2 separate regions of the Homo sapiens genome follow, and region 1 is linked to region 2. A link is a contact called in ENCODE Hi-C or POLR2A ChIA-PET data. All regions are on one chromosome and are shown on one strand. Each heading gives the region's core, a stretch centred on a gene start or an enhancer-like site at or near the end of the contact. The rest is flanking DNA. Distances are from core to core; before and after follow the strand shown. Region 1 holds the start of MED4-AS1 (MED4 antisense RNA 1). Region 2 overlaps LOC105370198 (a long non-coding RNA gene).

What was found. Hi-C counts contacts between places; a loop is a spot of excess contacts on that map. ChIA-PET counts read pairs that join two places held with the same protein, here RNA polymerase II (POLR2A). Pooled maps may share reads with other maps.
Region 1: a map with no recorded cell type shows a loop between it and region 2 (4-fold over the local background). The contact joins the promoter of MED4-AS1 here to the enhancer-like site in region 2. A Hi-C loop is called at or near these places in 1 of 37 single-sample maps with no recorded cell type and 1 of 50 pooled maps. POLR2A ChIA-PET finds 5 or more read pairs at or near these places in 1 of 52 experiments (HEK293).

Annotation. Positions count from the first base shown.
Region 1 is chr13:48,075,750-48,079,511 of GRCh38, forward strand. MED4-AS1 (MED4 antisense RNA 1) reads left to right here and starts at 1,388. Exons shown (of 3, transcript NR_046511.1): 1 at 1,388-1,602; 2 at 1,693-1,804. It overlaps MED4 (mediator complex subunit 4), which reads right to left. Exons shown (of 7, transcript NM_014166.4): 7 at 1-1,562. The coding sequence ends at 1,390.
Region 2 is chr13:48,154,596-48,158,371 of GRCh38, forward strand. The region is part of intron 4 of LOC105370198 (a long non-coding RNA gene); the gene reads right to left. Among named protein-coding and RNA genes, the nearest start is that of MED4, 61 kb to the left of the region's middle. RefSeq lists an enhancer at 2,020-2,139. Within about 2 kb of position 1,421, at least 15 of the 41 ENCODE cell types and tissues checked have a DNase peak (open chromatin) inside an H3K27ac peak, as active enhancers do.

The DNA.
Region 1 (3,762 bases), core at 138-2,637, 79 kb before region 2:
AGAATGTATACACATGGATCAATATTCCTAGTATACGGACAAGGCAAGGTTAAAATTAGATATTGTGTTAGTCCATTCCTAAAAATAACCCTGGAGGGAAAGACATTCAAACATTGTATGTCCTTAATTCTAGATGGTGAAAATATAAGATTAATCTCCTATTTTCCAATTTTTCTAGAGATCGAAAATAATCAAAAGGAAAAAATGATGGAAAAATGGAATTCTCAGTTCATTTGAAGAATACAGATTAGCAATTAAAAAATACAGCAGTATCTCAGGAAATAAACATTATTCTCATTTTACAAAAAAGTGTATGTGAACTTTAAAAAAATCTACACTACAATATGAATTGATATTATCTCTGGGTAGAATGCTAACAATTTTATTTTCTCCTTTACTGTATTCACTAAATGTTTCACATTAAATGTTGTATTACCTTTGAAATCAGAAGATACATTGTCTAAAACTGATACATCAAGAAATAGTTGTATAAGCATATTACCTAAACACAGAGGTTACCAACAGAAATTAAAAGTGGTTAAAAATGACTCCTGGGGAACTGTAAGAAGAGGAAGGTGAAGGGAAGAAATGGTTGCTTTCCATTCTAAATCTTCACACAATCTATTCTTAAAATCAGACAAGGCTGTGGTAAATTTTTTCAATTATTAAAAAAAATTATTTCTTCTAATAGGAATAGGCCTTTGAGAACCCTATTAATTGTAATAGGTTTCAATTCAGTTAGTCACTCAAGTATTATAAAATGCAACTGGATTTACAGAAATAATTTCCTACCTACACTGACAGTATATTTAAACTAAAAAAAAAGCATACAATGTACAAACAAATTTATTTACAAAAATTACAATTACAAACTGTACAAATTGAGACAATTTCCCATGCCTCCAACAGAAGCCAAGAGCCTTTACTGTCAAATGGCAGTTTTTGTTACTTTTAAATGACACACAAAAAGAAATATGATGCCTATTCAGTCATCCACTGCCAGTTTAAAAATGCTTTTCTAAATAATTCCAAGAAGCCTATTAGTGATATGTATATGGATAATTTCCCTCAACTCTATTTCTAGAATGGCTATGTACAAATCCAGCAAAACTGGAACAGAACAGGGTAAGAAAGCACATAGCAACTGCTTTTTCAACAGTAAATTTTGACTATTCCCCTAAATATCTACCTAGTGGCTTAAAACTAAAACTATGGTCTTTGGCTTTAAAAAGAAAGTCAAAAAATTTTGACTTTTAATGACTGCACAATTCTACCAAAGCCAGTGTTTACCTGGGTATTTTTTGTCACCTGTAGTTTACATTTCCCTGCTACTGTTAAAGAAACAGAATTCTACAGTATTCAATTCTGTATATTGTCTTTTAAGGTTTTTCAATCAGACTCACTACTACTGCTTGAGGAGTCCGTTGACATAATCTCTACATCATCTTCATTTTCTTTATTATGCCCAGGAGGTTCCAACAAAAAGTCACTACTATGATTTGGTGGTAACATATTCATCGACATGTCATTTGACTGCCATGGATACTGTGGAGCAAGGACATCTGGAGAAAAAAAGAAGCATAGATAAGAACAGCTCTATCTGTAATTAATCTAGTTCTTACTTTTCCCTTTATGCAACAATTTGAAGTATTTTTTTTAATTTTACTTTTTTCTCTTCTTTTTTTGACACAGGGTCTCATTCTGTCACCCAGGCTTGAGTGCAGTGGCACGAATACATCACTGAAGCCCTGACCTAGGCTCAAGCAATCCTCCTGCCTCAGCCTCCTGAGTAACTGGGTTACAGGTATGTGCCACCATGCTTGAGTACTTTTTAAAGTTTTTGTAGAGATGAGGTCTCACTATGTTAACCAGGCTGGTCTCCAACTCCTGGGCTCAAGCTATCCTGCTACCTCAGCCTCCCAAAGTGTTGGGATTACAGGCATAAGCTATTGTGCCAATTTTTTTAAGACTAGGAAAAAAATACACATTTAGCCAAATTAATAAAAATCAAATTTATCAAGGAAAAGTTGATATTTTAGCAACTGGGGACTTTTTTAAAAAAATCATACTACTCTGTAAGAAACTATTTAGTCAGTTGACATAATTTTTCTTTTGTAAGACATTTGTAATTACAAATTTTTCCTGTATCTATGTATCTATTATATGCATATATAATACATACTTATGTATACTAGGTTATGTAGATTATTCTACATATTATAAACAAGTAATAGGTACTTTAGTATTATAATAGATTTGAATGATTTCTTGATAGAGGAACTGCTATTGTAAGTGACTCTCATCAAAGAGAGGTTGATTAGCAATGTATGCATATGAAATACCTTAAAAAAGGGCCCAAGTTACATTTAAAGTCTGTATTTCTGAAGCAAAGGGACAGAGCACATAAACAGGTATAGTTCAAGACTCAAATAAAGAAGGCAGATTTTTAAAGGGTCAAAAGAAAGAGTTATGGTATTAACTAGAAAGGTATGCCAGTTAGCCTCAAATCTACCCTTCTCTCTGGCCCCTGAAACCATTTCTCCTTTGCCAGCTGCCACAATTAAGTTTTGTCAGTAGAGGGCACAGGTGGGACTCCACTAGCAAACAAGTTTCACTTCCTGGATCAGGTGGTTTTGTCTCCTTTACTGCTGTGATGCCTGGTTGGTGTGCAGGACATTAAGTGGTGTTCACCACAGCAACTTTCGGTGGCGCCTCTAAAGGTGGTTTCCTAGCAGGTTTCACCAGAATCCCAAAGGGCAGCTTCCCAGCAAGTCTCCCTGGAACCCCAGTGGGTAATTTCCTGCTTGCCAGCTCTGGCCTCTGATGCCTCATCTAACTTCTCTGCCATGGAGTGGGCCACATTACACTGCACCCTCTCCAATGACAGCACCATGATATGAGAGTATCGGCCTTGGGATGGAGCTGGGGAAGACTGTTTTTAGGTCTGTCCCTTCCTTGGTCCAAAATGTGGCAGTGACTCCCCATATCTGTTTTTCCTGTACTTTTAAAACATGAGAAATATGAGGTGATATCCAAGGATATCACAGTTGAGTTCCCCTGGTTGTACTTTAGGTAGCTAACAAAAATGATGCATACAAAGCATTATTAATGACACAGGGACAGCCTTATGATGTAACATTAAGCAAAAAATGTATAGGGGAAAAAAGGAAACAGGCTAAAATATTTAAAGTGACTGCCTCAGAAAGGGTATATTTTTTTCCTTTTTTAAATGCCTTTTTCTACTTCCCAAATGTTCTACCACATCAAAACAAAAGTCACCTACAAACTATAAAAGATGAGGAATAATATAAAACAAATATATATAAAAATAGCACAAACCTATGAAAAACTTGAGGAAAACTGAAGCTCAGAATGAACTGGGTCTCACAGAAATACTATTTTATAAAGTTATAAAAGTTTATAAAAAGCTATTGTTATTCATTTTGTTAACTTGGGGGTTGTTCAGGAGTGTGTTCACTTTATTCCGTAAACTATCTTACTCTATTTACATAGCATGTTTCACAATTATAAAAAAGCTATGTTTAGAGCAATAATTTAAAAAGAGAGGCCAAATGCCTGAGGAAGACAGTGTAATATTTACAAATAAGAGAAAGGCAGCTTGTTCTAATTTCATACCTCCCTCAAGGAGAATCTTTAGAGCAGAATAAACCGGCAAAGAATCTAGCTATTACAATGAACTGGGTCTGAGAGGCAGGCACACTGGCTCACACCTGTAATTCCAGTACTTTGGGAGGCTGAGGC
Region 2 (3,776 bases), core at 171-2,670:
GGTTATCTGGCTAAAGGACCCACACAGCACTGCCTTTAAATTTTCACTCTTGGGGAGATCAAATTCCCCTTAGAAGACTCTTCCGGGCTCATGCTCAAAGGATATAATTCTGGCCACCACATCATGGGAGCTCACTGGGGAAAGAGCAGTGGGTCTCAGTGTCTGTCCACTTAATTTCTCGGTTTCCAGCACAGCACCCAGCCCTCATCTCTGCCCAGTGTCCTCCTATCTGTGGACCTTCTGTTATAGACTCTGCGGTGCGGACAGGCTACCGGCCTGGTTGTGCAGAGAGGGGAGGGACCTGAGAGTCAAACTGCTTCCTAAACAGACTTTGAACCACTCCTAGTTTTAGGAGGCCCCACATCACTTCCAGGAACCTGGCGCTGCCAATTCCTGAGCCTTTGTGGGATTCTGGTTGGTTTCTCAAATTTCCTCACTGCTGACTTAGGATTCAGTTTTCCTAGGTCTGTTGTATTGTTGGCCACACTTCTTACTTTCTAGCTTTCAAAATATTGTTGCTATGGGGAGTTGAAAAAAAATGTTGTTGCTATCATTTCTTCCCTTTTTATCAGAAAGATAAAAAATGCCAAATGCCAGCACAAAGAGAATAGACCCACACTAAGGCACACCAGTGTGATAGCTCAAAACAGTGAGGACAAAGAACAGATGCTACAGGCTTCCAAAGAGGAGGAGCAAACAAGTCCTACCTAAAGGATGACAAATCAGAATGGCATCAGACTTCTCAATAGCAACCCTGAAGGCCAGATGTGTGTGTCTGTGTGTGTGTTTTGTTCTCCATCTGCACCTGGAAGTTGGGAGATTTACTTATCACTCTTTAATTTTTTCTGTTGTTTTATTGTTTAATCAATGTTTTAGTTACAAACTATTAATTATCGCAAATTGTTTCACATTTTTTTTTTTTTTTTTTTTTGAGATGGAGTTTCTCTCTGTTACCCAGGCTGGAGTGCAATGGCGCAATCTCAGCTTACTGCAACTTCCCCCTGCCGGGTTCAAGCGATTCTCCTGCTTCGATTCTCCTGCTTCAGCCTCCTGAGTAGCTGGGATTACAGGTGTGTGCCACCACACCCAGCTAATTTTTGTATTTTTAGTAGAGACGGGGTTTCATTATGTTGGTCAGGCTGGTCTCAAACTCTTGACCTTGTGATCCGCCCACCTCAGCCTCCCAAGGTGCTGGGATTACAGGCGTGAGCCAAGTGCCTGGCAAGAATTGTTTTGCTTTTTAAGATAATCTAGTTCATTTTTTTCAAAGCAGCTATGAGAGTATAGCATGTAAAAACTGCAAAATAATGATCAGCCTTTAAGGCTTTGAGTGGTTCCCAAGTGCTGAGCTCTGTCATATCTGCATGTATCTGCATGTATGTGCATGTATATTTACAAAGGAGACAGCTGTGGCTGACATGGAGAAGGTAATGTACCCACAAATTGTGACACAAGACCAATAAAAAATAATACAGCTATAAGCAGGAAATGAAGTAGGTCACAATGAGTCATCATCCGTTGTGTGAAATTTCTTAGGTTATTGTTACCTCAGCCCAGAGAAGAGTTTTCAATTCAGTTGCACACGAGTTATCCCACTTATAATGAATCTTCTGAAGCCATTAGTTGTTTCCTAATTTTTTGATTGTACATCCTTATAAGAAAAACATTTCAGCATACCCTCAAATATGTAAATGTATTTATTTGCAGGTTATACATGTCATATCAATATCAGTACAATACTAACATCCAAATAAGTAGAGATTTTTTTAGAGGATGCAATAGAAAATAAAATTAGAAGTTCTAATATTTTCCTTGAGTACCTCAGTGGATCATCTTAAACACCATGGAATTTTCCACCACGATGAATATCCAAACACTTAGACAAGGTTTTTGAAAGACTCCTACTCAGACCCTACCGAGGCATTCTGAATCAGAACTTCTGAGGGTAAGGCCCTAATGAGACAGCCAAACGCCAAGGCAGATAAAAAGGGGTCCCCGGAGAATCTCTAACCCTCCCCACAGGTGTTTACATCAGATGTTTTTGTGCAGACGAAGGAACTTGCCCAGGGCCTTGTCTGAGCATGCCCACATGAGCCCTGGGGGAGCAGGGTGGAGTCACAGGCAGGGGGAGGAGCCCTGGGATTCAATCTGTGAAGTGGGGAGCCTGTTTTCGCTTTGCTGAGGTTTTTTTTCATTTTTCCCTTTTCACCCAATAAAATCCTGCTCTATTCACCCTTCAATGTGTCCACGTGCCTAATTTTCTTGGTCATGTGACAAGAACCTGGTTTTAGCTAAACCAGGAGCAAAATTCTAAAACACTAGCAAGGACATTTTGAAAAAGTTTCCCTGCTGATTCCCATGTGCACCTTTGGTTTAAAAATACAATTCTAAAGATACAAGAATTAGAACCCCTAAAGGCCAGGTGCAGTGGTTCACGCCTGTAATCCCAGCACTTTGGGAAGCCGAGGCGGGCGGATCATGAGGTCAGGAGTTCGAGACCATCCTGACCAACATGGTGAAGCTCCGTCTTTACTAAAATACAAAAATTAGCCCAGTGTGGTGGCGGGTGCCTGTAATCCCAGCTACTCGGGAGGCTGAGGCAGGGGAATTGCTTGAACCCGGGAGGCAGAGGTTGCAGTGAGCCAAGATCGCGCCACTGTACTTCAGCCTGGGCGACAGAGCCAGACTCCATCTCAAAAAAAAAAAAAAATTAGAATCCCTAAAACACTGAACATAGTAGTCAAATGGCTACTGAATGCAAAGATCAGTCAATTAACTCTGGGAAATGTATAGTTCAACAGATTATCTGGATCATCATGTGCCTCAAAAAACATTGTGCTCTCCTCCCAACTCCATATTTTTCTTCCTCTGACTCTGTCCTTTCCTTTCTATTTTATTAATTTATTATTATTATTATTTTTTGAGATGGAGAGCTCTCTAAGTTGCGCAGGCTGCTCTCAAATGATCCTCCTGCCTCAGCCTCCCAAGGTGCTGGGATCACAAGTATAAGCCAACATGCCTGGCCTCCCCTCACTTTTAATATAACTTGAACTTTACTATTATATGCATAGATATTCATTATAGAAAATATAGATAAGCAAAAAAGAAGAAAATAAAAATGAATTCATAATTCTACCATTCCAAAATAATGAAAATGTTTACTCATAGCTTTCAATATATTTATGCAAACATGTATTTAAAAGGGAATCGGCCGGGGGCAGTGACTCACGTGTGTAATACCAGCACTTTGGGAGGCCGAGGTGGGCAGATCACCTGAGATCAGGAGTTTGAGACCAGCCTGGCCGACATGGTGAAACCCCGTCTCTACTAAAAATACAAAAATTAGCAGGGCATGGTGGCAGATGCCGGTAATCCCAGGTACTCCAGAGGCTGAGGCAGGAGAATTGCTTGAACCCAGGAGGAGGAGGTTACAGTGAGCCGAGATCGTGCCATTGCACTCCAGCCTGGGAGACAAGAGTGAAACTCCATCTCAAAATATATATATAAATAAATAAATATAAAAGGGAATCATACTGTACATGCCATTTTTAACCTGACTTTCTTCACTGTGTAATTATGTATTTTTTTCCGAGAAAATAAGAATGAAAGCTCTGACAGAGCCAGGAACAGTGGCAAGAGAGCTGATCGGCAAAGAGCAGGTGGTGAGATCAGAAACTCCCCCACTAACCTGCTGAACTGCCATCCTCTCCCTCATATTCTCTTCCCTCTACCTTCTGATCCTCCCTGACTTCATCTCTCTTCCTCTGTTTGCCTTC